Regions from separate parts of the Homo sapiens genome. Here region 2 is linked to region 1. A link is a loop called in an ENCODE intact Hi-C map of the cell type or tissue named here. Cell type or tissue: spleen. All regions are shown on one strand.

What was found. A loop is a pair of places that touch in the nucleus more often than their neighbours do. Peaks named below come from ENCODE experiments on the same cell type or tissue, not always from the same donor. Only the 100,000 strongest peaks of a DNase experiment are listed, where the experiment ranks them.
Region 2: a loop joins it to region 1, with 2.2 times the contacts of the local background. A loop is called at or near these places in 9 of 110 quality-filtered maps.

The regions. Positions count from the first base shown.
Region 1 is chr15:84,698,688-84,706,687 of GRCh38, reverse strand. The region is part of intron 1 of SEC11A (SEC11 homolog A, signal peptidase complex subunit); the gene reads left to right. Among named protein-coding and RNA genes, the nearest start is that of SEC11A, 13 kb to the left of the region's middle. In spleen, no CTCF peak of the experiment used is centred here; a DNase peak (open chromatin) is centred at 3,437; H3K27ac peaks cover 1,674 bases.
Region 2 is chr15:84,760,468-84,768,467 of GRCh38, reverse strand. ZNF592 (zinc finger protein 592) reads right to left here. Exons shown (of 11, transcript NM_014630.3): 2 at 3,653-3,761. Among named protein-coding and RNA genes, the nearest start is that of ZNF592, 16 kb to the right of the region's middle. RefSeq lists enhancers at 1,379-1,878, 1,879-2,380, 7,353-7,854. In spleen, no CTCF peak of the experiment used is centred here; no DNase peak of the experiment used is centred here; H3K27ac peaks cover 2,633 bases.

The DNA.
Region 1 (8,000 bases):
GTTAGCTTTCGAATAAAGATAAAACAAAAGTTACGTTTCTGTTATAACTATCCTTTGTTTCTGTAATTGGTCACATGATCATAGCTGTTTTCTTTCTCTGCTCTCAGCAAGAACCTAAATTGGTCATAATTTCTTGCCTGATGGGGTGACCTACCCTTCTTTATTGAAGGGTTGTCATAAGAAGTCCTACCTGAATTGGGTTGTTGGAGTTTTCACTGACTTTTAGATGGGAGTACTGAGGGGCCCCAGAGATCCCCTATATTCCAGTTATATTTGCTTCCCTCATGGTGTAGTAGCAACCCTATTTCTCTCTGATGGTCAGGATCAATCACCCTAGCCAATTATAACCCTGCTGCATTTTGGTTCTCTAGAATGAGGAGCCCGAAGTGACCAAGTAGCAGTCTTAACATTCAGTTTAATGGAACCATTATGTCCCTTAATGGATGGATTAAAACCTTTGTGAATTAAAACCTTTAAATCAGGCCAGGTATGGTGGCTCATGCCTGTAATCCTAGTACTTTGGGAGGCTGAGGCAGGTGGATCACCTGAGGTCAGGAGTTCGAGACCAGCCTAGCCAACAAGGTGAAACCCCGTCTCCACTAAAAATAAAAAAATTTTTGGACATTGTGGCGGGCACCTGTATTCCCAGCTACTCAGTAGAGGCAGGAGAATCGCATGAACCCAGGAAGCAGAGGTTGCAGTGAGCTGAGATCGTGCCACTGCACTCCAGCCTGGGTGACAAGAGCAAGACTCCATCTCAAAATAAATAAATAAATAAAACCTTTAAATCAGCAGATTTAAAAGTTGTAAGGATGGGAAGCATAATTTTTTTTTTGATGGAATCTCGCTCTCTTGCCCAGGCTGGAGTGCAGTGGTGCGATCTCGGCTCACTGCAACTTCTGCCTCCTGGGTTCAAGCGGTTCTCCTGCCTCAGTCTCCTGAGTAGCTGGGACTACAGATGCACACCACCACGCCTGGCTAATTTTTGTATTTTTAGTAGAGGCGGGGTTTCACCATGTTGACCAGGCTAGTCTCGAACTCATGACCTCAGGTAATCCACCTGCCTCGGCCTCCCAAAGTGCTGGGATTACAGGTGTGAGCCACTGCGCCTGGTCTGGAAGCAGAAATTTCGCTACCAGATCATTAGGGGTAATAATGAGAGGAGTCACACCCATTCCTATCCTTTAATTCCTGGACTAGTGAATCCTAGCTATAGAAAAAACAGCACCAAATGTTGGTTGTCAGTTCAGATCATATACAACATACTGGAGAACATTAGACATTACCCCAGCCCCACAAAGTGTTGCCACCTAGCTGGTGCCATAACTGCATTCTGAAAAGGCCATTTCTGTCACGCAGAAGACAGTAACTGTAGCAGTAATTGAACAGGGAAAATCTAATATAAGTAACTGTTAACTACTAAAAGATGCTAAACTACTAAAAAGGGATAAAAGAGGACTCTTGGCTGGGCTCAGTGGCTCAGGCCTATAATCCCAGCACTTTGGGAAGCCTGGACAGGAGGATCACTTGAGGCCAGGAGTTCAAGACCAGCCTGGGCAATATAGTGAGACCCCGTCTCTACAAGAAATTAAAGTATTAGCCAGGCGTGGTGGTACTCACCTGTAGTCCTAGCTACTCGGTAGGCTGAGGTGGGAGAATCACTTGAGCCCAGAAGTTTGAGCCTGCAGTGAGCTATGATCATACTACTGTACTCCAGCCTGGGCAACAGAATGAGACCCTTTCTCTTTAAAAAGAGAAAAAAAAAAAGACTCCAGAAGTAGCATATGCAGAAAACAGCTACTATCCTCCAGGATGAGGAAGAGTGAACAAAGAAAGAACTAAGAAAGCACCTTACCCCAAACCCCTCCCAAGCCTGAGATTCAGACCTTTTGGTGAGGGTTTGGCTGCCACAGGAACATGCAACCTATCATGGCAATACCATTTGCCAGAGTACTGACCTGGAGCTGGTTTATAGTCGTGAATTACTGGAAGGTTAAGAAATTTGGCAGAGAGTGAGTGTGGGCTGGAGTCAACCTTGATGGTCCCTGAGGTGAGCACTATCAGGCTTCCAACACACAGACCCACTGGGTATCAGGTGGAATAAAATCATGTTGAAACCAGGAAGGGAAGCCCTCTGTTGCTTTGCAGTGGTCTTTCAATACCCTTTATTAATTAAACCTAACATTAAGCTAGCTGGCGGAGGATTTGTGTTTATAGGATTCAGCTTGAGTAACACAAGGAAGGAGGGTGGATTTGGAGTTGAGAGACAATAAATCGAAAACTGGCCTACTATTCTATTATTTCAGGCCAGCTACTTCAAGGTGATGAGGGACATAGTAAGACTAGTGAATTCCATGACTGCTTGTCCACTGCTGTGTTTTAGTTGCTATAAAGTAAGTCCCCCTGTCAGAAGCAATGTTGTATGGGATACCACAATGAGGAATAAGGCATTCTGTAAGATCATGGATGGTGCTTTTTGACAGAAATACTAAGGACAAGGAAGACCAATCTATATCCGGAGTTTACTCTAGCAAGAAGAAATTGCTGTTCCTTTCATGATTGAAATGATCCAGTATGATCAGCGTGCCATCAGGATTGGTGGCAGTGTTGGTTTTTTGCGGTTGGCAGGGTAGTCACTCAGTGTTGGCTAGAACCTAATAGGTCTTGGTGAGTGGAAGTCCATGTTGCTAACCTTTATCTTGGCTGCTGCAGCCACTTTGGTCATGAGTCCGTTGGGTAAGACAGGTGGCTGGGGAAATAGGCTGACTGACATCCACAGAAGAAGTCATTTTTGTTCACCTGATTATTAAGAGCTTCTGCTGAGGTAATTCTGTGATGAGCACTTATATGGCACACAATTATCTTCATATTCTATATACGTATTTGGAGTGCTCCATCCACATATCTCTTCCTCAGACTTCTTGTCTCAACTTTCCAGTGATGTCCCCTCCAAGTCGCTGTCCATCCAGCCAAACTGCTAGTCATTTTTGAATCAATGTAAATCTACATCTGTAGTCATCTCTCCATCCAGGCAAAATGAACAACTGCTGTATCGCTTGAAGCTGCCCATTGGGAGGATTTCTCTTCCTCACAATCCTTCATGATCAACCCTGCATGAGATTGTAATGCTATAGCTGTCTGCTTTCAGTTAGTGCTAGAGGGTTTATGTTGAACCATCACAAATCAGGCCTAAAGTGTTCCTTAGTCAGCTGTCAGAGGGAGCTCCTCATGAGGCAGTAAATGCAAGATGAGAGAGGAAGCAGGGTAGCATCGTTAGGAGCCATGGGTATCTGAGTCACTTGCTCATATTTACTTGTGTCTTCAAGACATGCTTGAGCCCAGTCTTCTGTATACCACTTACACTTAATGATGGAGTACTTACTGCTGTGCATGCCCTATTTTTTGGCTTGGTGAATCTGACAGCGTCCAGGCATCCGGTGCATGTCAGGGAGTTCAGGTCACATGGTAACTTGGCCCATGGTCAAGTTGTTAGTCTCTACAAGAACTCAGTAGCAAACAAAAAGCTGTTACTCAAGAGGAGAATAATTCTCCAAAGGACAGTATAGCTTTGTCCCCAATCCCAAAGGTCTTGCCTGTCATTTACTTATAAAGGACTGCTGATGGCTCCATATAGCATCCCTATCCATTACAGACACACCAGTCATCATGAAATCTTCTGAGTCACGTGGGTACTACTGTAATCCCAGGTACTAGTACAGCTTTCAAAGCTTGGACCTGTTGCGGAACCTTACTTAAAACTGGCTTAAAATGGGCTTACTAAATAAATAGAGTAAGTTGGGGAGTATTCACTTTTCTGCAATTTTCTGGAAGAGTTAGTGTGTAGAATTGTTAGAATTGTTTTCCTTAAATGTCTGGTGGAATTTGCCAGTGAATACCATCTGAGCCTGGAGTTTTCTTTGTGGGAAGATTTTAAATCCATAAATTCAAATTATATGTAGGTCTATTCAGGTTGTCTATTTCTTCTTGAGTGAATTTTGGTAGTTGGTATCAAGGAATTGACTTACTTCATCAAAGTTGTCTAATATGTAAAGTTGTGTAATATATTGGTATAAATATATTTATAAACTGGGCACTGTTGCTTGTGTCTATAATCTCAGCTGCTCAGGAGGCTGAGGCAGGACGATTGTTGAGCCCAGGAGTTTGAAACCAGCCTGGGCAACATAGCAAGACCTCATCTCTAAAATTTTTTTTTTTTTTTTTGAGACGGAGTTTCGCTTTTGCTGCCCAGGCTGGAGTGCAGTGGTGCATGCGATCTTGGCTCACTGTTGCAGTGAGCCTCCCGGGTTCAAGTGATTCTCCTGCCTCAGCCTCCCGAGTAGCTGGGATTACGGGTGCCCGCCACCACGCCCAGCTAATTTTTGTATTTTTAGTAGAGATGGGGTTTCACCATGTTGGCCAGGCTGGTCTCAAACTCCTGATCTCAGGTGATCCGCCTACCTCGGCCTCCCAAAGTGCTGGGATTACAGGTGTGAGCCACTGCGCCCAGCCAAAAATTTTTGAAAAAATTAGCCGGGTTATTAGTTGCAGAAATGTTTAGAATTTTTACATTCTCATGATGAACTTACCTCCCTATTATTATTATTATTATTATCATTGTTATTGAGACAGACTCTCGCTGTGTCTCCAGGCTGGAGTGCAGTGGCACGATCTCGGTTCACTGCCACCTCCGCCTCCCGGGTTCAAGCAATTCTCCTGCCTCAGCCTCCCAAGTAGCTGGGACTACAGCCGCACGCCACCACACCCAGCTAATTTGTGTATTTTTAGTGAAGATGGGGTTTCACCATGTTGGCCAGGATGGTCTCGATCTCTTGACCTGTGATCCGCCCACCTTGGCCTCCCAATGTGCTGGGATTACAGGTGTGAGCCACTGTGCCCGGCCAAAATCTACTTTGTATGATATTAATGCAACCACTCCAGCTTGCTTTTTTTTTCTTCAATTTTCTTTTGATTAATGTAAGCATGATATGTGTTTTTCTCTTTTTTTCTTTCACAATATTTGTGTCTTTATATTTAAAGTGCATTTTTTGTAGGCAGCATATAATTGAACGTTGTTTTATTTATCCAAGTGGACAATATTTAACTTCTAAGTATAGTATTTAGATCATTTACATTTTTTTTTCTTGAAACGGAGTCTTGCTTTGTTGCCCAGGCTGGAGTGCAGTGGCATGATCTCAATAAGTATAAAATATAAGTATCTATTATGCCTGTAATCCCAGCTACTTGGGAGGCTGAGGCAGGAGAATTGCTTGAACCCGGGAGGTGGAGGTTGCAGTGAGCTGGGATCATGCCATTGCACTCCACCCTAGGCAACAAGAGCAAAACTCCATCTCAAAAAAAAAATTATTATTATTATTGTTATTGAGATGGAGTCTTGCTATGTTGCCCAGGCTGGTCTCAAACTCATAGGCTCAAGTGATCCTCCCACTACAGCCTCTTGCTGAGTAGCTGGGACTATAAGTGCATGCCACCATGCCTGGCTCAGTCTTTTTTTTTTTTTTTTTCCTATTTGCTTTTTCATTTGAGATAATTTCTATTGTTATGACTTCAAGTTTGCTAAACTTTTCTTCTGAGGTGCCTAGTCAGCTGTTATTTTCACCTGTCTGCTGTTTATTTCAGACATTGTTATTTTTTGTCTCTAGAAGTTTGATTTAGGTCTTGGATTTTTTTTTTTTTTTTTTTTTTGATATGGAGTTTCGCTCTTGTTGCCCAGGTAGGAGTACATGCAATGGCGTGATGTCGGCTTACTGCAACCTCTGCCTTCCGGGTTCAAGTGACTCTGCTACCTCAGCCTCCCTAGTAGCTGGGATTACAGGCATGCGCCACCACGCCTGGCTAATTTTGTATTTTTAGTAGAGACAGAGTTTCTCCATGTTGGTCAGGCTGGTCTCAAATTCCCAACCTCAGGTTATCTGCCTGCCTCGGCTTCCCAAAGTGCTGGGATTACAGGTGTGAGCCACCGCGCCTGGCCTCTGGATATTTTTTCTATCATCCACATCTCTACTTAATGTGCTAACTTTTCCCCTACCTTTTTTTTTTTTTTTTTTTTTTTTTTTTTTTTTTTTTTTTTTTTTTTGAGACAGAGTCTTCCTCTGTCACCCAGGCTCGAATGCAGTGGTGTGATCTCGGCTCACTGCAACCTCCACCTCCTGGGTTCAAGCAATTCTCCTGCCTCAGCCTCCTGATTAGCTAGGACTACAGGCATGCGCCACCATGCCCGGCTAATTTTTGTATTTTTAGTAGAGATGGGATTTTACCATGTTGGCCAGGCCAGTCTAGAACTCCTGACCATGTGATCTGCCCGCCTTGGCCTCCTAAAGTTCTGGGATTACAGGCATAAGCCACCTCGCCCAGCAAATATCCCTTTCTACTAATCCTATAATTTCTGCCATTTCTGGGTCTGTTTCTGTTTATTGATTTTTCTCATTATAGGTCATATTTTCTTGCCTCTTTGCATGTCTGGTAGTTTTTTATTGGTTGCCAGACTTTGTGAATTTTACCTTTTTGGGTGCTGGATATGTTTGGATTTGCATAAATATTCTTGAGCTTTATTCTGGGTTACAGGCAAGTTAGTTGGAAACAGTTTGGTCTTCTCAAGCTCTTGTGAAGCTTTGTTAGATGGATCCAGAGCGGCCTTTAGTCTGTGGCTAATTTTGCACTACAAGTGAGTAATACCTTTCTGAGTACTCTAATCCAAAGCCCCGTGAAGATTTCCACTCTGTCTGGTGGAAACAAACTATTCTTACGCCATAAGAGCTGTGAGAATTGTTCCATCCGCTGCTTTTAGATGGTTGTTTTTCCATCCTCAGGAGTCCCCTCACATGCATGCACTGATCATTGCTTTTGCCTCCCTGAACTCCCAGTTCTTTTTTTTGTGTGTGTGTGTCTTTGTTTTTTTCTTTTTCCGTGGAGAACGGGGATCTTGCTGTATTGCCCAGGCAGGTCTTGAACTCCTGGGCTCAAGCTATCCTCCTGCCTCTGCCTCCCTAAGAGCTGGGATTACAGGCATGAGCCACCGTGCCTGGCTGAACTCCCCAGTTCTTTATCCTCAAGTCAGGGAGACTGCTAGGCTCTGTCTGCATTTCTCCTTTGCCCTGTGGTCTGGAAATTCTCCGATCTATAAGTTGAGGCAGTTGTAGGTCTCACCTTCTTTGTTTCCCCTTTCTAAGTAATCACAGTCCTTACTACCTGAACACAGTCATATAGCCAATGTCCGAAAACCCTTGTTTCATATATTTTGTCCAGTGTTTTAGTTATTTCAGGCAGGAAGGTAAATTTGGTCTCTTTAACTCATTTTGGCTAGAACAGCATATTTTGTTTTTTTTGTTTCCTGGTTTTTTTTTTTTTTTTTTTGGAGACAAGAGTCTTGCTCTGTTGCCCAGGCTGGAGTGCAGTGGTGTGATCTCAGCTCACTGCAACCTCTGCCTCCCAGGTTCAAGTCATCCTCCCACCTCAACCTCCCGAGCAGCTGGGACCACAGGCACGTGCCACCACGCCTGGCTAAATTTTGTATTTTTGGTAGAGATGGGGTTTCGCCATGTTGGCCAGGCTGGTCTCAAACTCCTGGCCTCAAGTGATCTGCCCTCCTTGGCCTCGCAAAGTGCTGGGAGTATAGGCATGAGCCACCACTCCTGGCCAGGACAGCATATTTTGGAAATTCACCTATGTTGCATGTGTCAATAGTTAATTCCTTTGTATTCCTGAGTAGTATTCCATTTTGTGGAAATACTACGATTTATGTACGGGTTGAGTATCTGTTATCTGAAATGCTTGGGGCCAGAAGTATTTTGGACTTTTTTTTTATTTTGGAATACTTCTATTTGCATTTTACCGGTTGAACATCCCAAATCTGAAATATCCAAAATCCAAAATGTTCCAGTGAGCCTGAATTCATCTGTTGATGGGCATTTGAGTTATTTCCGGTTTGAGGCTATTATGAGGGAAGCTGCTGTACATGTGTTTGTATATGTTAAATGTGTTTT
Region 2 (8,000 bases), 62 kb before region 1:
TCAGGAGTTCAAGACCAGCCTGGTCCACATGATGAAACCTTGTCTCTACTAAAAATACAAAAATTAGCCAGGTGTGGTGGTGCACACCTGTAATCCTAGCTACTTGGGAGGCTAAGGCAGGAGAATCGCTTGAACCCAGGAGGCAGAGGTTGTAGTGAGCTGGGATCGCGCCACTGCACTCCAGTCTCCAGCCTGGGCGACAGAGCACAACTGTCTCAAAAAAAAAAAAAAAAAAAAGAAAGAAAGAAAGAAAGAAAAGGAAAGAAGATAAGAAGATACTGGCTAGGCACTATGGCTCGTGGCTGTAATCCCAAGCGTGAGGCCAAGGCAGGTAGATCATTTGAGGCCAGGAGTTCAATACCAGCTGGGCAACATGGCAAAACCCCATCTCTACAAAAAAAAAAAATTAAAATTAAAATTAAAATTAGCTGGGCGTGGTGGCACATGTCTGTAGTCCCAGCTACTCAAAAGGCTGAGGTGGGAGGATTGCTTGAGCCTGGGAGGTTGAGGCTGCAGTGAGCTGTGATTGCACCATTGCACTCCAGGGTAGGTGACACAGCAAAACCCTGTCTCAAAAAAAAGAAAAGAAAAGAAAAGAAACAAATAAAAAAAAAGAAAATACAAGTCCGTGAACAAACTGAAATACCATTGAATTGTGCACTTTAAATGGGTAAATTGTATGGCATGTGAATTATATCTCAATAAAGCTGCTATATTTTTTAAAAGATAGAAAAAGACAGAACTGGAGGGAGCTGGGATTATACAAGACAATAAAACTGACTGGGACAAGCAGAAACTAGGCATAGGCAGCAAGCACAGTTTACACAGAGCTGACAATTTAGATACAAACTGATACTTTGTAACCCGTACCCCCTTTACCTTTCCTTCTTTGCAAACAGATCTCAGCAATAACCTAGCACCACACTTTGTTAGAAGGAAACAGGACCCAGAGATTTGAGAAAAAGGGGGACAGGACTCCTCTTGTTCACACACCATCCTGGTGTGTTCCTCCCAGTAAACTTTGTAAATGCATCATCTCTTGGTAGTGGGGACCCCTAAATTTAAGCAAGAAGCCAGCAGCCTCAGACCTGCTGGGAACCAAGCCTCAACTTCCGACGCAAAGGACCCTAGAAAACAGTGTTGGCCGGGTACGGTGGCTCACATCTGTAATTCCAGCACTTTCGGAGGCCGAGGCGGGCGGATCGCCTGAGCTCAGGAGTTCGAGACCACCCAGGCAACATGGTGAAACTAAAAATACAAAAAATCTCTACAAAAATACAAAAAAATTACTAAAAATACAAAAAAATTAACCGGGTGTGGTGGTGTACGCCTCTAGTCCCAGCTACTTGGGAGGCTGAGGCAGAAGAATCACTTGAGCCCCAGAGGCGAAGGCTGTAGTGAGCCGAGATCACGCCACTGCATTCCAGCTTGGGCTACGGAATGAGACTCCATCTCGGAAAAACAAAAAGAAAACAGAAAGTGGCCATTTCACAGGATCACTCTTTCTTTGGTGGTTTTGAGGGTGCCACCAGTCTTATCTACCACAGACAACCTACAGTTCCAAAGCTTCCTAAACTGACAGGTCTGGAGGGACACGAGGAGCATGCTATTACTCTTAGAGGCATCCCTATGGTTGCCTTAGATCACCACAGGAGTTTACGAGCTGGTGAGTCAAAGGGCTGGTAAAGTTTCTCTCCCAAGTGTTCTGTTCTTATTCCCCTTTTCTTACACACACACACACACACACACACACACACACACTCTTTCTCATCCTCTCTCCCTCTATTCCTTCCTCCACGGTACACTTTCTCTCCCTCTCTTCTCTTCCCCTGTCCTCTCTCTCTCTGTCTCTCTATCCGCCCCCCAACTCTCCAGCTCCTGCTCTCTCCCTCATGCCTCTCTTCCTCCCTCTTCTCTCCTTCCCCTCTCAACAGAGATCTGGGTGTGCTCTTTCACCATGACTGCTCAGACCTGAGGGAAGCCAGCCTTCAGCAAGAAAGTAGGGCCCCAGCCAAAGCAGCCTTTCACCAACAATCCAGCATGGCAACGGATCCAATATCCAGGTGTTCTGTATGTGCCTATTGTATGTCCCTGGTGATCCAAGGGAATGATAACCTAACATGTCCCTATGTGCCTTCCTATGATTAGACAAATGGACTATTAAGAGCCTTCACATAGTGAAATGTTTACAGATAAAATGATGTGACATTTGGAATTGGCCTCAAAATAACACAGGGCAAGAGGAAGACAGCAAGGAGGGGACACATAAATGAAACAAGATTGACCATGTAGCCAGGCACGGTGGTGTGTGCTGTAGTCCCAGCTACTCGGGAGGCTGAGGTGGGAGGACTGCTTGAACCCAGGGGGTAAAGGCTGCAGTGAGTCTTGATCACACCACTGCACTCCAGCTTGGGTGACAGAGTGAGACCCTGTCTCAAAAAAACAAAACATAAAAAAAAAAAAAGGACCATGAATTGATAACTACCGAATCTGAGTGAGTACACAGAGGTTTATCATATTTTTTTTCTATATGTGTACATTTCAACACAATAGGGACCCACCCCTTGGCTAGTAGACTTTATGGGTCCAATCACACACTCATCAGGATGGCTATTATTTAAAAACAAAACAAGTCTGGGTGCGGTGGCTCATGCCTGTAATCCCTACACTTTAGGAGGCCGAGGCAGGCAGATCACAGGTCAAGAGATGGAGACCATCCTGGCCAACATGGTGAAACCCCGTCTCTACTGAAAATATAAAATTTAGCTGGGCATGGTGGCATGCACCTGTAGTCCCAGCTACTCAGGAGGCTGAGGCAGGAGAATGGCATGAACCCGGGAGGTGGAGGTTTCAGTGAGCCAAGATCACATCACTGCACTCCAGTCTGGCAACAGAGCAAGACTCTGTCTCAAAAAAAAAAAAAAAAAAAAAACAATAATAACAAGTGCTAGTGAGGATGTGGAGAAATCAGATTCCTTGTGCATCGCTGGTAGGAATGTAAAATGGTGCAGCTGCTATAGAAAGCAGTTGGCAGTTCCTTAAAAAATTAAACAGAATTACCATATGATCCAGCAATTCCACTTCTGGGTATATACTCAAAAGAATTAAGAGCGGGAGGACACAAGATACTTGTACACCCATGTTCATAGCAGGATTATTCATAACACTCAAAGGTGGAAGTAACCCAAGTATCTATCAACAGATGAAAGGATAAACAAAATGTGGTATATACACACAATGGAATATCATTCAACTTTAAAAAGGAAGGAAATTCTGACACATGCTACAACAGACAAATACTGAATGATTCCACTTACATGAGGTCCCTAGAGTAGGCAAATTCATAGAGACAAGAAGTAGAATTGGTTGCCAGGGGTTAGCAGGAGAGAGAGAGGGAGTTACTGTTTAATAGGTACAGAGTTTTAGTATGAGATGATATCAGGTTCTGGAGATGGACAGTGGTGATGCTTGTACAACTGTGAATGTATTTAATGCCACTGAGCTGCACACTTAAAAATGGTAACTTTTGTTATATGTATTTTATCATCAAAAAAAAACAAAACAAAACAAAACAAAATCCAGGGAACAAAAAAATCTCATGTTCAAACTCTTGGCTTTTCAAGGCCAGTTCAGGTCAGCCTAGACATCATACCTTAGAGAGGATCTCAAAACAAGGGTGTGGCGAGCGTTGCTAGGGGAGCAGAGCTGCGGAGAAAGGAAAAACTTCTACCTAGGCACATGGTCTAGAGTCCAAACACCACCTAAGGAAAGAAGAAAAACAAAATTTTTTTTAAGTGGGTCTGAAGGTAAGTGTTAGAGTAAGGAAAGATAGTTTAAAAAAACTAATAATAATAATCCAAGTGTAAGTAAGACCCTGAGAAAAATCCCCAAATGTAAATTCAAGCAGGCCACAAATGTAGTCAAAGACAAAACTTTTCCCAGCTCCACGTCTGCTCCCCTCCCTCTATTACAGGCTGGTGCTTCAGAGCACAGACTCCATCCGGGTTCAAATCCTAGTTCTACTACTTACTAGCCTTGAGACCTGGGGGAAGATTCTTCATCTCTGTCTGTTTCCCCATATGTAAAATGGGCTATTATAGGGATCAAATGAGTTAATATTTATAAAGCTCTTAAAACACTGTCTTTCACATAGCAAATACATGTTTGTTAAGCATTATGCCACCAACCTCAGTGGCCACCAAGCTTTCCCTCCTAAGTTTTCAGAGTGCCCCAGAAATTGCATGCAGAGAGGACAGAAAGACAAGGGAAGTAAAGCCGGGTTTAGTTTACCCCTCCACACAACTCCTCCTCCAGTGCTCGGGATGCCCGCTGAAGCTGAAGAAGCAGAGGGCCAAGCAGGGGCCAGGGGGGCAGGTGAGCTGCAGAAATCATGGCGGGGGCAGATAGCAGTGTAGGAAGAGGTCAGCACAGAGCAGGTGATGAGAATGAGGGTCAAAAAGAGGAAAGTCGGCAGAACTCTTTTTTAAAAACTAGGTGATCCCTAACTGTAGCCAAACATGAGAATCACCTTGAGAACTTTGGAAGCTACTAATACTTGGCCACTACCCCTCTAAGATTCAGATTTAATTGACTAGCGTTGAGAAACACTGGTTAACGGCCCATCAACTACATATACCCACAAGTTACCTAATAAAAGGACTCATTCCCTGAATTTCTCGTTCTGCCCATTCTCACTCTAATCCTGCATTCCCTCGCTTGACTTCATTTTTGTCCAGTTTTGACAGACCAACATTTAGTTTGGATTCTAAATAGTAATACAGACAATATTAATGTAAAAATGTAGAAGGGAAGGGAAAGAAACTAATTATCTCAATTCTACAGAAAGAAACTAGAGAAAACTTTCCTGAAGTTTTTCCTTTTCTTATTTGGGCTTTCACATTTCAAAACATAAACTAACAAGCAGACACTGTGCTGTCCAAATGAGGACAAAAGTTAGAGATCAGGGGCCAAGGGGTGTCTTAGGTCTGCTGTCCAATAGTAAATAAATTGGGAGGTGCTCCAATGAGTATACTAGGTTATTTACTCCAGATTAACCTTGGTTCCTCTGGCCACCAGTTTCTGTTGGGTTATCCAGACAGTCTCTCTCACATGCGCAATCATGCAGTTTGGATGCAGAATGGCTAACAAACCTGAGTGTCAGGCTTCACTTCCAGGCTGGCTGCTTCTCCCAGGTCACCCTAATCACACACGCATGCTTGGATGTGTAGGAATCTTACAGTTTATAACACACTCTTCACACTGCACAAGGAACTCACCAGTGAGTGAACTAAGACTGGCACTCAGGCTCCTGCCTGCCCCCAAGGACCAAGCTGCCCCTGTACTTTGGACTCCAAACCAGCAGGTCAGTTTTCACATTTCAAGTTTCCCAACACACTCATCTTCCCAAGGTGCTACTGAATAGGGCACAAATTTTCCTTCAATTTGGTATTGAGACATTCACCACAGCCCTTGCCATAATGATGACACAACTTAGAGTGTTATAAGACCAAGATTAGACAACATTGCTCTAGAACACTGTTCTAGATTAGAGCTTCTTCCAACACTAGAAAGATTCAGGACTATCGGAGCCAAAGAGATTCTAGAAAACCATTAAATTTAAACCACTTACTCTACAAGCAAGGAAACTGAGGCCCAGAGAGGTGAGGTAATCAAATAAGAAAAGGGACATAAACTGAAGAGTTTTTATTACTGTGGAAGATTCCTGTTATTCCTGGCAAGGTCAGGGGGCCCTTGCTTGCCCTTCCCATCAGAGCAGCTGAAGTCTCCTACTCACAGTTACCCTTCAAATCTCTCCACCAAATACAGGGGATAAGGCTTATTTAACCCTCAGACCAGTGCTTCTTAGACCTGGAGCGATCCTAATGCCTAACCCCAGCTCAGACCAATTAAACCAGAAATTACAGAGGTGGAGCCACCATAGGATCCCCAAAATCCGTACCTTCCCCCATGGGTTCCTTAAACCCTCCCCAGCCTGAAGGGCTTTTGCACTTGCTCTTTTCTCCAATCTGATTGCTCTTTTCTCAGATATCTGCGTGGCTCCCTCTCTCACTTCCTTCAGACCTCCGCTCAAAGGCCATTTAATCCATGAGATTTCTCTGACTTCTCAATTTAAAATAGAAGACCTTCCTCCCCACCAAACCCCTCATCCACCAAGCCTGCTTCATTTTTCTCCATAACACTTTTCACCATCTCTTATATTTTATCTTACTTATTATCTATAAATGCATACAAACCAGAATGAGCCCTATAAGAGTAAGATTTGTGTTTATTTTGTTCCTTGTTATATTCCCAGTGCCTAGAATAGTGCCTGGCACATAGCAGACCATCACATATATACTCTAAATGAACACATCAGGAACACAAATCTCAAAATATGACTCATACCAAAAGATCATAAAGAAGCAGCCGTTTGGTTGATTATACCAAAAACACTTCTTCACTGATCTCATCTTGGCACAACCCTTATCAAAAACAGGATAGAAGCCTAATGAAACAGAAACCATTCAGAAATACTTTCAGAAATAAGTATTTCTAGACAATTAATCCAATCCAATGGGTTTGTTCGTCAAAGACAATTTGTTCTGAGAAATAAACATACGGAAACAGAAAATGAACTTGAAAGGTGATGGAACAAATGGCTTTCAGATATCATCTTAGCATATGTGCAGATTCAGAAGAAAGCCTGAGAGCACTGACAGCTGTACTCAGACAGGAAGAGTTTTCAGCAGACCAGAAAGAACAGACAGGCTCCTCTCCTGGGATTACAGCCCGTGAGGTGAAGGTGCCATCTGGGATACTATTGCCTGCTTACCCCCAGACCCCTCAACCTGATGAACACCTTCAGCAACCTGAGGATGACCCTTCCTTTTCCTTTCTCCTACTTACACCCCACCTGCTTCCAAAACTCACTTGAAACCACTGACAACACTTTAAACTCTACCACATTGGAAGCACTGGAAGCCTTTGTCAAGGCAGCCACACAGCAGTTGGGGAGCATCCCGCCATTACCAAGTCTCACTGATGTCATCTGCTCCATCCCATGTCTGCCGACCCCCTGGTCCTTGCTCTTTCCTTGCCCTCTCTGGTCTTTCCCTACTTGGTCATCCTGCAAATTTCTTTAAGACTAATCCTTCCCAAACACCATTTTTATCAGGTCACTTACTCTGCTCAAAAACTCCCTGGGCCGGGCATGGTGGTTCATGCCTGTAATCTCAGCACTTTGGGAGGCCAAGGTGGGTGGATCACCTGAGGTCAGGAGTTTGAGACTGGCCTGGCCAACATGGCGAAACCCCATCTCTACTAAAAATACAAAAAAATTAGCCAGGTGTGGTGACGCATGCCTGTAATCTCAGCTACTTAGGAGGCTGAGGCAAGAGAATTGCTTGAATCCGGGAGATGGAGGTTGCAGTGAGCCAAGATTGTGCCATTGCACCCCAATCTGGGCAACAAGAGGGAAACTCTGTCCTAAAAAAAAAAAAACTTCTTCCTGTAGCCTACCATATTAGGTCCAAGCCCTGGGCCAGGCTTTCAAAAACCTCCATAATCTAGGCCTAAGACCAGGGCTACTGTGTTTTTCAGCAGCTGCCCCTCACTGGTCTTGCAGCACCAACTCACTGCCTCCCTGCTGAACAGCACCAGTAAGAGATGGGGTATAGAGACTGGAACAGACTGGACCATGTCTCTGAACTCCGTTCCTACTGAGAGCATCCTCTTCATCCTCCTCTCTTCCACCCAACCACACTCCTTCTCTCCTACTCCAGCTGCTAGCTACACTGCCCTTTGCTACCCTATCTCTACACCACACACACACCGCAGACATGCACGCATGTACTTTCATTCATTCAATAATATTGAGCACCATTACTGTGTGCCAGGCCTTGTTCTAGTCACTGTGGATACCACAGTGGACACCACAGTGAACAGAACAAATGAAATTCCTGCCCATGTAGAGCTGATAATCCACTGGAAGGAGACAGACA